Regions from separate parts of the Homo sapiens genome. Here region 2 is linked to region 1. A link is an interaction called in ENCODE POLR2A ChIA-PET data of the cell type or tissue named here. Cell type or tissue: PC-9. All regions are shown on one strand. Links, peaks and the distances in the headings refer to the core of each region. The heading gives the core; the rest is flanking DNA.

Region 1 (8,041 bases), core at 1,406-6,405:
CATCCAGACTCCCGGGCTCAAGCAACCATCTGGCCTCAGCCTCCTGAGTGGCTGAGACTACGGGCATGTGTCACCATGCCCAGCTAATTGTTTCTTGTATTTTTCATAGAGACAGGGTCTCGCTATGTTGCTTCTGGCCTCAAGTAGTCCTCCTGCCTCAGCCTCCCAAAGAGCTGGGATTACAGGTGGTGTGAGCCACCACACCCAGCTAACAAATACAGCACAAGGAGAGAAGGTGGGGACGTGTAGTTTTGCATATTTTCAAAATATTTCATAATAAAAAGATTTTTGAAAAATTAAAAAACAAAACTTTGGTGCTCTCAAATAAAATAAAAAATGTTAACATGCACAGGGGATTCAGATTTTGTGATCCTGAAGTTGTACGATCGGGGTTTTCTTTTAAAGAATACAAAATTAAGAATTCAATGTTAGGTACAAAGCCTAAGATGGTGCTCATGCAAGTGAAGGCAACTGAAGGTCAAGTTTTGTTACCTTCATGGTAAATCCAACTCCATGATCACAGCTTTGCAGCTCCTGACCCTCTGGTACCTGCATATCAGTCTAGCTTTAACTCTGCTGGGCACCCTGTAAGTCTACTCTCTGAGCGTCCCCACACTGGCTTCCTCCCGTTCTTCCAATGTATCTTAGTCGCTTCCACCCCTTGGCTCACACTGTTCTGCCCAGAAACTTCTCTGCACTCCCACAATTCTTGGAATTGTTCTTTTTCCTCCCTGTTTCAGATATATTAGTTGCTGCTTCCTCTGTTTCTTAGAGAAATGGATGAGAATGAAAAGCGGCACTACTCGTTCATTTTCCTTCTAAAAATAATTTTGTCTCAATTTTGTATGTACTTAATTTTAACAAAGTAAAACTTCTTATGCACATATATTCATCAGATTTAAAAAATGAGAGTTTCTTAAGGGTACAAAACCAGGAATAGATTGGTAAATTCATGAAGCTAGAAAGTAGCTAATCAAAACTCTTATGAAAACTTCTGGGGTTGATTAAGAATAGCCATAATTCTGTGTAACAAATCCCCTCAAGAGGTGAAATCTATTTCCCTACTCCTTGGCCCCGTCCTGGCCTTGAGACTTGCTTTGATCAATAGAAGGTGACAGAAGTGACACTGCACACATTCCAAGGGTAGGCCTCCTACAATGCTGCTACCTATGAACAAGCCCAAGTTAGCCTCATGGAAAATGAAAAACACATAAAAAGGGTCCCTGCCTTCCCTGACATCCCAGTCCACCCCAGTGAAGCCCACAGAGGTGAGAAAACCCAGCTGACAGACACCACGTGGTTCTGAGACCGGCTTATCAGCTGATTCCTGCCCAAATTGCCAACCCACAAAATCACAAGCAAATAAATGGTTGCTGTAATAACCAGTTTGTTTGTTACACGAAAACAGCTAATCAATATACCTTCTTAATCTCAATTATCTAAAAAAGATATCCCTTCTCACTGATTCATAGCTAAGTGGTTCTGGAAGGAATGTTATTATGAACAATACACATTTCTTTATTCTGTGCATCACATGAAAATGGTCAGAATCAAAATGGAGTCACTAATGTTAAAAAACAAACAGAAGACTCTGACAAATACAGCTGGGAAGACCATGAAAAGAGGGTTCTAATGGTTGTACACCTGAAAACCAAAAGTACCATGAAAGACGGTGAAAACCACAACCTTGAGCAAAGGCCATTGCAACTGAACACAAAACATACTCTGCAAGGACCTCTGAACAACTGCGTGTCCAACCTCAGACTAACACCACTTTCATGATTGATCTTTGGAGCCAAGGCTAATTATTTCAAAGCAATTAGATAATCCTCATTTTTTCCTTGAAAAGTTTTGTCTTCCTTTATTTCCCCAAATATACACATAGTTTACTGTGGCATGCATATTCCCATTGCAGTGCTCTATTCCCAGAGAAATATTTTTCTTGTAGGGACCCTCTCTCTGTTATTTAGGTTGACAGTCACTAAGGATTTACTATTTCAACAATACTAGCACTGCATGTCATCCAGTATACACTGGGAAAATAAAGTGCCGCAAGTGCATATCCAGGAGACTTTGTGGCCACCAGATTATGAGGAATGCATGTATTTAATTATTTATTTTTGGGACAGAGTCTGTCTCTGTCGCCCAGGCTATAGTGCAGTGGCACCATCTTGGCTCACTGCATTCTCCACCTCCCAGGTTCAAGGGATTCTCAGGCCTCCCAAGCAGCGGGGACTATAGGTACGTGCCATCATGCCTCGCTAATTTTTGGATTTTTAGCAGAGACAGGGTTTCACCATGTTGGCCAGGCTGGTCTCAAACCCCTAAGCTCAAGTGATCTACCTGCCTCGGCCTCCCAAAGTGCTGGGATTACAGGTGTGAGACACCATGCCCGGCCCATGCATTATTATTAATGTTGAAGTAGATAATTTAACAAACATCAATGAAGTATAAGATTTTTCACTCATAGTTGCAAAATATCATGCCAATTGCCTTCTATGAGCTGTCATAAGCCACAGCCTAGAGATTCAATTCCATTTCAAGATTCAACCAAAGCCAACTCATCAACAAGAACATGTAAAAGACAGAAAAACCCACTACCGGCAGGCTGAAACAGATGCTGTGACGTGGCCCTGGCCTGTCATGGCGTGTCACAGCATGGCACAGGCCTATATCATGTTCCCTAGATTGCTGACTACCAACTAGTTACAGCTGACTCCAATCAGGTCGGGATTTGACCATCTCTGCACTGAACCTGCAATTGCAACTTTTAAAATTGAAACGCTGCTTCTCACCTCTCCTCCCTAGACTCTATTTCACAGAGGAAACCATCACAGGGAAAGCAAGCCCTTGTTTTTTCTTCCTTCTTTGCTTTGCTTTCTTTCTCTCCTTCCTTCTTTCTTTCCTTCCTCCCTCCCTCCCTCCCTCCCTCCTTCCTTCCTTCCTTCCTTCCTTCCTTCTTTCCTTTCTTCCTTCCTGCCTTCCCTTCTTTCTTTCTTTTTTTTGAGACAGGGTCTCACTGTCTGTCGCCCAGGCTGGAGTGCAGTGGCATGATCTAGGCTCATTGCAACCTCCGCCTCCCAGGTTCAAGTGATTCTCCTTTCTCAGCCTCCCAAGTAGCTGGGATTGCAGATACGTGCCCCCACGCCCGGCTAATTTTTGTATTTTTAGTAGAGGCAGGGTTTCACTATGTTGGCCAGACTTCTTTCCCTCCCTCCTCCAACTCTTCTTTTCTTCCTTGCTGTCTCCCTCCCTACCTTCCAACTTTTGGCTGTGTTGAATTTGTTGACTCATCCTGAACAAGCAGAAACTCCAATGATACTGTCACCTAAGAGAGAACTTTGCACAAGGTTGCCATGTTTAATAATTCATTCACAGAATCCTCAATCTCACAAAAGCCTGGAATGGATTTCCTGTTTGGTTATGGCAGGGAAGCTACTGTGGCCAGGCTCCAACTCCTCCCACTGTAGATAGCAGCAGCCTTCTTAAGCAGCCTGTGGCCGGGCACAGTAGCTCACACCTGTAATCCCAGCACTTTGGAAGGCCGAGGTGGGCGGATCACCTGAGCTCAGGAGTTTGAGACCAGCCTGTCTCTACTAACAATATAAAAATTAGCTGGGAGTCACGGTGGGCGCCTGTAATCCCAGCTACTCGGGAGGCTGAGGCAGGAGAATTGCTTGAACCCAGGAGACAGAGGTTGTAGTGAGCTGAGATCGCACCACTGCACTCTAGCCTTGGCAACAGTGCAAGACTGTCTCAAAAACAGCAACAGAGAGCAGGACGTGAGACTTCTACCTGCTCACTCAGAATCATTTCTGCACCAACCATGGCCACGTTTGTGGAGCTCAGTACCAAAGCCAAGATGCCCATTGTGGGCCTGGGCACTTGGAAGGTAAATATGCAAATCTTTGCACACCCTTCTTCTCTGGAGGGGCGTTTGGGTGTTTTCTCTTTCTGCATTCAGCCAGGAAAGCCTGGAGGTCGGGCAGGGGTTGGAGAGGTAAGATTCAGCCCTGGAGCCAGGACTTAGGTTGCTTTCTTTTCTCAGAGCTGATTCAGGCTGCAAAGCTCCAAGGCTGGCTTTCCCAGCAGTGATGAGAGCTTCTCTAGCAAGTATCAAATTTCAAGCAGCTGTTGGACTTAAAACTGTTTTCCAGGGCAGTTTCTCTCTCTGGTTCTAGGACACTTAATTGGGCTCAACGTTTCCCCCAAGTCTTGGCTGTGGGTTTGTTGTGGGCTGGGTGGTTGAGGAGAGGATGCAGAGCCCGAAGTCCTTGGCACCCCTTTGCAGATCACGGTGTGAGACTTGGGCTAGCAGCATCCCTATGACCTGGAAACTTGCTAGAAATGCAAACTGGCCAGGTGTGGTGGCTTATCCCTGTAATCCCAGCACTTTGGGAAATCCAGACGGGAGGGTTGCTTGAGCCCAGGAGTTGGAGACCAGCCTGGGCAACATGGCAAGAATCCATTTCTACAAAAAATAAATAAATTTTCTGGGCATGGTGGCACGCACCTGTAGTCCCAGCCACTTGGGAGGCTGAGGTGGAGATTGAGTGTTGAGCCTGAGGGGTCAAGGCTGCAATGAGCAGTGATTGTGCCACTGCACTCCAGTCTGGGCAACAGAGTGAGATCCAAGAAAGCAAGAAAGAGAGAAAGAGAGAGAGAGAAAGAAAGAGAGACAGAGAGAAACAAAATGCAGAGTCTCAGGCTCCAACCCAGGCTACCTAATGGGCATCTGCACTTTAACAAGATCCCTACGTGGTTCCTGTACACATTGAAATCTGCAACATGCTGGGGCTGCAGAGAGCCTGGGCTGGGAGTCGTGAGCACCACCCGGCTGTGTTAACGACAGCTGGCAAAATGTGGTAAGGCACATCCAGGACTCAGTGAGGCAGGTTCCCGAGCCTCTGTTAGGCTAAGTTTCAAGTTGTTCCATCACCACCTCCCTCTGCCTTCTTTGCCATTTCCATCCATGATAGCACTACCCTAACTAGTGATGAGAAGCAGTCTTTGGAGTTCCTCTTCTCTCCTGTCCCTCATGGCTAATGTCCCTGCTGAGACTTCTGCCTCTGGCTCTCTTTCCTTCTGTGCACCCTGATTTTTCTTCTCTTCTGTCCCAAGCTAGAGGTTAGGACCCTCTGCTGCAGCACTGGGTCATCCTCAGGATACATTCTTGGTGTATCTGGAGGAACAGATCACTTCCAGCTTGATTCATGCAGAGCGTCTCTTGCTTGAATAGCAAGATTTGCCCAAAATCAGACCTTCAATCCTGTATAAACAGAATAAATAATCACTTCCAGATCTCCAGGGAATCTACTCACCCTGGGTGAGTTTACCAGACAGTTTCATAATTTTGGAATTGAATGAAAGAATTATGAAGGGAGCTGTCTTCAACACGTGGGGATGATAGACTAAAGGATTATGAACTTAGCAGTGGAGGTGAAGAAGGGTGTAGCGTAGCGGTTGGGGGCACAGGGCTGCTTCTGGGTGCCTGGCAGCAGCTCGTTTCTTGTCCAGGTGGTAGGGTAGCTGTGCATCTCTGTTTTGTGTACTGTTCAATGTTTGTTATCTCACAATTGAAGAGGTTTAAAAGACCATTTTGTGAGAGATCAAGTTTTAAGTGCTTTTTTGCCCCCATCATTGGCTTGGCTAGGTTAGAACAAAATGTGATAATTCTATTTCCCTTCTTTTCTTTTTTTCTTTCTTTTCTTTTCTTTCCTTCCCTTCTTTCTCTCCCTCTCTGTCATTCCCCTCCCTCTCTCTTTCTTTTTACAGGAGTGGAAAACAAACTCTATTCCTATAAGGTTTTCTATTTCTCTTTTTTTTCTGAAACGATCATTGTATAATGATGGCCTCTACTGAACCTTACTGTGTGTCAGGTAATGTGCAAAAAGCTTAATATTCATTGCAGCATCTCATCACCACAAAGGCCTCATGAGGCTGGTGCTATTTTTTTTTCCATTTTGCATACAAGGTTTACAGAGATTGAATCACCTGCTTAGACCCACACACCCAGTAAGTGATCGAATCCAGATTGATGGTGTAATGACCATTATCCAGATCCTTATCACCATTTGGGGAAATTGTCTGAAAATCCCTTGGGGTTATTTAGAGTCAAGCTTTCATCTGGGTCTTCAGAAAGTTGTAGTGGAGCGGTCTGCACCCCCACACACCTGAAGACATTTCAGGACTAACCTGGATGAAAAGGGAACTGACTTTTAGCTAGGATAGGACATAAGGACATAATCATAAAATAATTCACTTTCCTTCTTTTCTTTTGAAAAGTTTTGTAAAGTGTGTATCCTCCCAGAGATCCCCTGGCAAAGGAGACCCCAGTGAGGCCTTGGTTTGGAGAAACTGGGCCTTGTGGGGCAGCCTGTTGAAGGTGGCCTGGGGATAAGAGAATATGATGGTTGCTGAGAGTGGTGTAATTCCAGCTACTCGGGAGGTGGGAGGGTTGCTTGAACCTGGGAGTGTGAGGCCAGCCTGGGCAACACGGCAGGGCCCCATCTCTTAAAAAAAACACATATGTGATGAGCTTTTCTTTTGCCTTTCAGTCTCCTCTTGGCAAAGTGAAAGAAGCAGTGAAGGTGGCCATTGATGCAGGATATCGGCACATTGACTGTGCCTATGTCTATCAGAATGAACATGAAGTGGGGGAAGCCATCCAAGAGAAGATCCAAGAGAAGGCTGTGAAGCGGGAGGACCTGTTCATCGTCAGCAAGGTGCAATGGTGCATTTGGTGGGAGGCCTTCACTTCAAGGCAGGCAGAAGTATCTGGGTCGGGTTGGCAGCAAGAACTCTGTCAGCCTTTTCTACATGTACCCCTTTTCATCTCTGCCTTGATAACATCCGTGAATACAACACTATCCATACTCCAAGCCATTATTGATATTTGAACATGTCGTGGCTGCCCCACCTGCCTGTAGGTTGGTTTTCCCATAGTGGGCTTGGTTCCATGGAACCCTGCACTGCCCTGGGCCTCCCTGTTCCCCATCAGAGGGATCTACCATCTGCCCAGAGGCAATCAGAGGCCAAGGGTGCAGGCGGGTCTTGATCTGAAGCCTCCCTTTCAGCACTGTGATCTCAGTGACTGTGCCCCTGAGACTCTCAGCCAGGGGGAATTTTAGAAAATGGTAGGGGCATTTTTCTATTGTCACATATGAATTTCTTTATTCATTCTAGTAAAAGGTGAGGGATACAATGTTATAAAAAAGAAGAAGATGTTGGGTGTGAGAGGGCTGAGAATCACTGGATCTATATTATACATAACTTGCTGAAAAAAAATAACACTAGTTCTAGGTACTTGGAAAATGCATACATCTGGTAGGACAAATAGACCTCACTGTGTAGCAGCCAAGTCTGGATAAAGCCTTTGTAAAATTATCACTTGGGGCCTTATAGGCTTGATAAGGGACCTATCAGATAGGTCAGATAAAGGACCATCTGCTCCCAAAGGCCTAAGAATGCTTGACATTTAAAAGCTACACACAATTCCTGCTCTCAGAGAGCCTACAGCTGAGGAAGAGACTGAGACAGGTAAACAAATTTCAAATCTGTGGCCACATTTACTTCAATGATCTGAGACACGTATAGAGTACTAGGACAGTTGAAAAAGTCAATTGCTTTTAACACTTAAGACATGTCATTGAGGTGCTGAGCCCTGGTGATGTTCCACACTGTGTCGTGGATCTTAATCAGCTTTGTTACAAATGGCTTGTGGTGGGTTAGATGAGGATGCAAATCAAAAAGCAGGGACAATGAGTACAATGTGGCCCTTCCTTTTCCCAGTATTAATAGCTCATTGCTACACTCTTTGCAGTTGTGGCCCACTTTCTTTGAGAGACCCCTTGTGAGGAAAGCCTTTGAGAAGACCCTCAAGGACCTGAAGCTGAGCTATCTGGACGTCTATCTTATTCACTGGCCACAGGGATTCAAGGTTTAAGACACTCTCTTTCTCAGCCTCTAGTTTCTGAGCAGGTGCCAGAAAATAGTAGCTGCACCAGGGCTGTGGGGTGGTGTGGACTGGGGCAGGAGGCCT
Region 2 (8,041 bases), core at 1,357-6,356, 210 kb after region 1:
TTCAAGCAAATGACATCTGATTTGGCTAATGGTAACTACATATATACTTGTTTTGAGACAGGGTCTTGATCTGTCATCCAGGCTGGAGTGCAGTGGCACTATCACAGTTCATTGCAGCCTTGACCTCCTGAGCTGAAGCGATCTTCCCACCTCAGCCTCCTGAGTAGCTAGGATTACAGGTGCACACCACCACACCCGGCTAATTTTTGTAATTTTTTTTTGTAGAGGCGGGGTTTTGCCAACTTTCCCAGGCTGGTCTTGAACTCCTGAGCTCAAGAAATCCTCCCACCTTGGCTTCCCAAAGTACTGGGATTACAGGCATGAGCCACTGCACCTGGCCTCCATTAAGTTCTTAGTTTAAATAACTATGCATTTTATTTCTACACTTTCTATTTAGTTCTTTAAAAAAAAATCTGCCTTTTTTTGGTCATGGTATTGTTTATCTTGTGGATTTCTTTCCTTCTGTAATGTCTTCAATCATTCTAAACATGCTTATTTTGTATTATCTTTTATGTTGTTGTTCTAGAGCCTCGGTTTCTTGGGAGGCAGGAGGTAGTGCTCGTGAATTCTAATGTGAGTAGTATCTACAGACTCCTGCCCAGGATGGATTATTTCCTCCAGTGTTTTGTAATTCCTTTTATTGTGAGCTCATTTCGTGTGGGCTTGCTTGCTCCTGTGAAACCACCTTGCATTCTGGATGGTGGAATGTCTCTCTGGAGTATTTTTGTAATTGCTTCTGCCAGCCATTCCAAAATATTATTAGCCAGGGACCAGTTTTTACATTAATTTCTTGGCTTGGAACTTTCTGGGCTATTCCAATAGGGTAATTTTAAAAACCAAATTCGTATGTAGAGTAGGTCCAGAGTTTCATATTCTCAAAGATTTTGAAAGATGTTTTTTTCCACAAAGAGAGACAAATGTGTTTCTGTGTCATCCTGCTATGCTGGTTGAGAAATTTCTTTTTTTCTGGTTCATATCCTCCCTGACGGTTCAGGCCTCCAAGGGTGTTGGCTTTATGAGGAAGTCTCATTTCCACCCCCATCTTGTTCAGGCTCAATGCTTTATCTCCTGTGGTCATTAAAACCCAAGTTCCACAGAATCTGAAGCTCTGTGACTCACTCCAATTCTGCGGGAAATGGAGAATCAGTTCACACGCTAACTTGCTTGGTTTCATTCTTTCTCTTTCTGTGATTTCCCCTTCTTTCTGTGATCTTAGTTTTGCATAAAAAATTGTTTTGTTATATTTGATCCTCAAATCCTAGGCATACACAAAAGGCAGAGTTTCCCAGTGATTTCAGCCTGCCATCTCATCAGAATTAGAGGTTCTTTCATCTACGCTTTATGTTTTCTTCAGTTTGACTGTGAGATTTTCTGGCTTAACAATTGTTGACAGCCCACGTGTTGCGTGTGGAATAGTCTAAATTCCCTGTCCTTGCATTTAAGGTCATCTATTATCTGGCCTCCAATTAAATATATTTTCTAGTAGTTTTAGTGAAGATTTTGATTGTTCGCTGTTGAAAATTCTTATTAACAAATTAGATGAGAGCTGTCTGGTATATAAAACTGTCAGATGGATCCTCAACTATAGGACCAGCATCGCGGCATGTCAAGATAATTTTAATCTTGATTCTGTCAACTCTGTTATGTCTCTTTTAAAGTCCCCTCTAGACTTGTGTCATTGCACATTTGATCAGCATACCTACTGCTTCCTCATTCAAGGTACTGATACAAATGTTGGCCAAAAGGAGTCTAAGAGAATAGCGCAACAGTTCAATTGCAGAGCCCTGGGCAGACTTAATTGTGTCCACTAATCATTTTGGGTATGATTGTTCAAGTAGTTTTGAATTCATTCTGAAGTTTTGAATTCTTACCATGTGCAAGTGTTTTTATTTATTTTAGGATTCGTTGTATCAATCCACAACTTAGCACATGTCCTGGTCTCGACAGGCACTCAATGCCTGCTGCTTAAGTTTAATTATGGAGGGAACATTGGTGACTGGACTTCAAGTCATAGAAGCAACGTAAGTGGGGCAGAGCTTTACTTTGAATGGTTTTTGGAGCTTGTCTGTTTTCTATAGTGGGAAACAAGCAAAAACTATATGGAAGAGATCAGCCCACACAATGTGACACAAATGGGCACAAACAAAAGGGATTTAGCAACGGACAAAATGGACCAAGATAGTCTCTTAAGCCTAGCAATTGTACAGTTCTGTGACTTATCCAAGGTTACATTTACCCAATAAATGATGGACCTGGAATTAGAACCTAGGTCTTATCACTTCTGATCCATCAACCCCCTATACTGTCAGGTTTAATACCATACTTAACATGAAATAGCATGTGAGTCCCACCTAAACTATGTTTTCTATCTGTTTTTAAGCCAAGCTTGCTGTTCACTTTCTGGTTTTGCTGGGCATATACATGAAATGCACTTCCCAGCCTCCCGTGCAGGTAGGGTGGTCACGTGACTGATGTGCACTACTCCCAGGCCTGGACCATAAAAACATTCCACATGCCATCATCTGTCTCCTTTCCCCATTAACTGCTGACTTCCTAGAACTGCAAAGAACAAGAGGAGAAGGAAGCCACTAAATAGAAGAAATTAGATTTCCTTAATGACACATGGAAGGCAGCCTGTCAATCAGGATCACTTCATGTGACTTCACGTGAGTGAGAAATAAGCTTCCGTTGTCTTAAGCCACTGAGATTTTGGAGGCTCTTTGTTGAGGCAGGCAAATATTCTAGCAAATGCACCTTCAAACTAAAGCCTCAAATTGGAGTCCAAGAGTAACAATCAAATGGCATAATTTTATTCTTAAGTCACCTATTAAATGATGTCCACTACATTCTTCACTGATAATCTAGATGTAGAAATTGATATTCTTATAAAATTTAAGGGAGATACAAGCATTTCAGGAACATTTCAGATAAAATAATCTTCAAGAATGTCATAGACCCAGTGTAACTTCATATCAGCAAGGTATTTTGAATAAAATGATGAAATAGGGATACCTCTCAATGAATTTAAAACTACTTGAACAATCATACCCAAAATGATTAGTGGACACAATTAAGTATGCTGAGGGCTCTGCAATTGAACTGTTGGACTATTCTCTTAGCCTCATTTTGGTCAACATTTGAATCAGTGCCTTGAATGAGGAAGTAGTAGGTATGCTGATCAAATATGCAATGACACAAGTCTGGAGGGGATTAAAAAAAAAGACATAAGAGAGTTGACAGAATCAAGATTTAGAATTATCTTGACATGCTGCAATGCTGGGCCAAGACTAAAAACACAAAATGTAATAAGGATAAATGCAAAGTCTTATTTTTAGGTCCAAAAAAGAATTATAGGGATACAGGATGGAGAACATGCAACTTGGCAGCAGTTGATGTGAAAAGGCCCTGGGGGTCTTGTTTGACCAAAAGCTTCATGTGAGCCAACAGTGTGATATGGCTCCACAAACTTACTGCATTAATGGAAGCATTGTGTGATGATCGTGAGAAGCGTTAGGCTCTGTGCTCCTCACATGGAATCTGGGACATTATTTTTAAATTCTGTGTACATTGGAACAGTGACAAACTAGAGACTACGCAGAGGAGGTGATGAGGATTGTGAATAAAGATGTCTCCTGGTTCTGCACCCAAGGCATACTGCTGGTAACCTTTTTCGTGCTGCACTACTCCTCCAGCTTTGTTCTATGGTCTGTCTTCTCCACTAGACTGCAAGCTCATTAGCAAAGGGATAATAATAGCAATACCACCAACAATGGTTGGAGTTAGCATTTATTGGATTCTTACCATGTGCAAGGCACTTCTCTAAATGCTTTACACATGGATCTTATTCAATCTTCACAGCAATTCTATGAAATTATTCTACTAGTGTCCCCATTTTATGGATGAATTGAGGCATAGCGAGGTTAGGTACCTTAGTAAATCTGGGGGTCAGGGCACAAAAATCAGTCATTTGGACTCTAGGACTGATACTCCTATCCCACATGCTATCTGCCCATTTGAGCTTTGTATTATTAGTCCATTCTCACACTGCCATAAGGACACATCTGAGACTGGGTGATTTATAAAGGAAAGAGGTTTAATTGACTCACAGTTCCATAAGGCTGGGGAGGCCTCAGGAAACTTACAGTTATGGTGGAAAGGGAAGCAAATACGTCCTTCTTCACATGGCAGCAGTAAGGAGAAGTGAAGAGGGGGAAAAGCCCCTTATAAAACTATCGGATCTTGTGAGAACTCATTATCACAAGACCAGCATGGAGGTAACCACCCCCATTATTCAATTACCTCCCACCAGGTCCCTCCCATGACACATGGGGATTATGGGACTACAGTTCAAGATGAGATTTGGGTGGGGACACAGCCAAACCATATTAGCTCTGAAACTCTTTGATCTCAAGCACTCAATTCATGTTCAATAGTTTTAATGGGTTTGAGTCAATTAACACATAAAAACAAAGCTATAGAAAGAACCAAAAAGGCAGAGTTACTCCCTGTACAGGGAGTTGCTTTAGTGCCCAATGCATATTTAAAAAAAAGATATAGATCCATGAGGTTTTGACACACCTGGGCACCAATGCTAGTAGTCACATGTGCAATAATAATCTGGTGTTTTTTACAGTTCGTTTTTTATTTTCAAAAGCCATTTTTAAAAACCTGGATGTCCTTTAATCCTCCAAATTGCCTTGTGAATTAAACGTGGCAAGTTAAGAGATGAGGAAACAAACCCTGAAACTTTATGTTTATTCACCCATCAGGGTATTTATTCAGCAAACATTCATTAAATGCCTACTATGTTCCAGTCACTATAGCAAGATCACAAGAACTTTGAAAGGTGGTGTTATTGTCTTCATTCTACAGTTAAGGATATAGAAGTCCTGAAAACTGCAGTAGCACTAGCACTATGAGGTATTGATACACACACACACACACACACACACACACACAGACACACACATTTGTGATGTATGTCTTGGCCCCACATTACATTTTTCTCTTTCAATGGGTGGAACTGGAACAGTCATTTCCTTGCTGCTTCATTGTTAAATTTCAAAAGTCTGTGCACTGGAAAGGGCTTAAGTGTTATCCAATTAGTAGTTTAGTAATAACTGGGTTCTTGGTTCCCAAGGTGATGTTCTTACCATGAGATAGGCTATGTGAAAAAACTCAAAGTGACATTCATGCAAAAGAAGGCCATTCCTAACAGTAACGATGAAAATGGAAATAAATGTCTATTAGTAAATGAGATCACCCTTGGAGAATGCTTTGAGATCTTTGGGGAAATGTGGTTGGGATGGGGGAGCATGCTGGGACACCTTCCCTCTGTGGGATCCAGACATTCCAGGCTCCCAGCCTCCCAGCTGTGGAATGTCTTGGAATGTGCTCGAAGTCCTGTGGGCTTTGAAGCCTGGGAGCAGTAGAGATCTGCTGGCAGGGGCTGGTTGGGGCCCACCTGGGATCTCTGGTGTGGTTCAGCAGCCCCCAGGGCTGGAAGGTGAAGAAACTAATAGGAAATGCAGAACTTGTCACCGCAGGCAGCCCTGAAAGCAGAGGTCAGCCTGGAGATTAAAGGAGAAACAGCGGTTCCTCTGCCCTTCTTACCAGTATCGAACATCTCAGCATAATTTCCCACAAAGACTGTCCAAGTGCCTTCCCTTTGCCCTGTCTCCACTGGAAGTTAGCAGTGTAACTAACACCTACCCTTCTTTTTTATAAATGAGCATCATCTCCCTGAGCAGTGTTCTGTTTCTTTAAGGTTAGGACTGCAGAGAGATTGTGGGAGGTGGCAGGGAAGGCTGGTGAGTACTGATAGTGGGAAGAGAGGTCCACCAGATATGGAGGCTCCTGGGAACCCTCCCTGCCTACCTTTCTGCCTCAGTTTGTAAAGCCACAAAAGCCAGCCCTTTACAGCAGCCTTTTAAAGTCAATCTAAGATCTTATACTCATAGGAAAAGATTTTTGTTTCTTTCCTGGGAGGCCTTAGGGATTTCCACATTTCCCAGCACTTCTCAGAAGAGAGCTAGTGGGAGGGGAAGATGACTGCTTTAAGTGCAGTTGGCGGAAACTTGGGGATCAGCCCCCTTGGCCCTGGCTTGGTTCTTCCATGAAGAAGCATCTTCAACTTTCATTGCCAAAGGGTGTTTTGCTTCTGTTGAGGGGAGGAGAAGATAGGAGAGGAAATAAAAGCACAAAAATGAAAAACAAAGAATTCCTGAAGGTCTGATAAGCAGTTCAACTATGCACCAAAACATAAATATTTGGCCAAATTAGTTACTCCAAATGCTTTATATTTCTAAAATCGAGCCTCAGTTTTGTTATACTTTGAAGTTTTTCAGCTCTTCACAATCCTGAGCAAATCTAAGGGGGGTGGGAATTGGAGTTCATTTCCTTCTCTGAGAGCTCAGCAAATACTTAACTTCTTTCCTCTGATGCCTGGTAAAGTGATCTTGCTGTTTTGTCGAACATCTCTTTCAAAGTGGAGATGTTCTCTGTGCAATGACTCAATTTAGCATTTTGTTAATGAAAGAGACATAAGCAGCATGTGCTGGATACTATTAGCTTGGAATCAATCAGAAAAGTGTTGCTGGTTATTAAAATATCTGTATCCTAACATAATCTGTGACAGTGTCTGTAGTCTAACTTCTGTCCACTTTTTGTTGAATTCACCTTTTGAGATTTGCATGACTTTACTTGTGGAGTTTCTCACAAATATAAGACTTAAATCTAGTTTATTTGCACAATCACATAGCAGAAATTACTTGTTCCCCGGGGCAGAAGAATTCACATGCGTAAAGTTGAGGTCTATTTTAGTATGATCCTCAAGCAGTTGGTTAATTTCCCCACTGAAGTCTTCTGATACAATCAATGAAAAATAGCCAATCAGATTAGTTGTTTGTGATCATTTTAAAAATAAGCGGGCTGTGTTAAGGTCTGGATGACAGCGGACCCCTCTTTTCCTGCAGCAGCCATGGTCGAGGGGAAGACCGAGGAGAGAAGATGCAAGAACAGGGCCTCAAGGTTAAGCCCTTGGCCAATGGTAAACCTTCTCTAGTAGCAGCTTGTAGTAATGAGAGAGATTTTTATTAAAGCAGACAATGGGTGTTGTTACACAGAACTGTCGCTTTTCTAGGGGAGGTAAAGTGGCTGAGGAAATATTCAAGCCTGCTCTCAGGCCTGAAATCTTTTGACTTCATTCTCAGGAGGCAAGACTGGGTCTACCTCTAGATGTCTCTGATGGGATTTAGTGTGCAGCTTGAAATGCAGGTTGGTTATTTAATGAAGAAAATCAGAAGTCTTGCCTCTTTAAAGTTGGTTTTAAACATTTATTTTATTTTTTTCTATCAGGAAGTCGTGTGTGTGTGTGTGTGTGTGTGTGTGTGTGTGTGTACATGTGCAGAAAGAATGAGAGAGAGCAAGATTAATTTAATAATTTTATGTATGAAATGTTGGACATATTGAAAGCAGAGGAGGTAACATCACATATGTAGATGTTACCTGAATTCCTCCAGAAACCAAGAAAAATTAAAGTAAGCTAATTAAAGTAAGTTTACTAGAGCAATATTCTTCACCAAACATTGGCAGAGTCGGCTTGGTTACCATGATAAATACCTGCAAGTCGTTCCCTAGAGGAGCCTCATCCTTTCCTTAGCTACACCCTTTGTTTCTGCTCTTCCTTGAAGAGCCTTGGAAGGCTTTTCTCTCTTTGCTCTTGAAAGGGCAGCTGAAATGCCTCTTCTCCAGGAAGCCTCTCCTGGAGAAAAGAAGCAGCCCACCTTTCTCTGGACTCTCATAGAACTTTACTTCCATGTCTTTCAGGCATGTGTTTAATTGTGCCACGTATCATAGTAATTTATGTTCAAATTTCTCTAATCACATTTATCTAATCTCTTCTACTGATTTATAAGCTCCACGAAGGCAAGATTTAGGATAGATTTCACTTTGTACCTCCACATGGATTTTAGCACTGTACCTTGCACCTTATAGGCACACAATAAGTGTGTGTTTAATTAATAAAATAAATGCATCCAAA

The links. ChIA-PET counts read pairs that join two places held together with the same protein. Peaks named below come from ENCODE experiments on the same cell type or tissue, not always from the same donor. Only the 100,000 strongest peaks of a DNase experiment are listed, where the experiment ranks them.
Region 2: POLR2A ChIA-PET joins it to region 1 with 5 read pairs; 2 of 35 experiments call an interaction of 5 or more read pairs at or near these places.

What each region holds. Positions count from the first base shown.
Region 1 is chr7:134,524,086-134,532,126 of GRCh38, forward strand. AKR1B10 (aldo-keto reductase family 1 member B10) reads left to right here and starts at 3,482. Exons shown (of 10, transcript NM_020299.5): 1 at 3,482-3,892; 2 at 6,558-6,725; 3 at 7,823-7,939. The coding sequence starts at 3,827. In PC-9, for the core only: no CTCF peak of the experiment used is centred there; DNase peaks (open chromatin) are centred at 3,376 and 4,086; H3K4me3 peaks cover 3,939 bases; H3K27ac peaks cover 5,000 bases.
Region 2 is chr7:134,737,089-134,745,129 of GRCh38, forward strand. The region is part of intron 1 of LOC124901750 (a long non-coding RNA gene); the gene reads right to left. It also overlaps a transcript of CALD1 not described here. Among named protein-coding and RNA genes, the nearest start is that of CALD1, 39 kb to the right of the region's middle. RefSeq lists an enhancer at 5,042-5,695. In PC-9, for the core only: no CTCF peak of the experiment used is centred there; no DNase peak of the experiment used is centred there.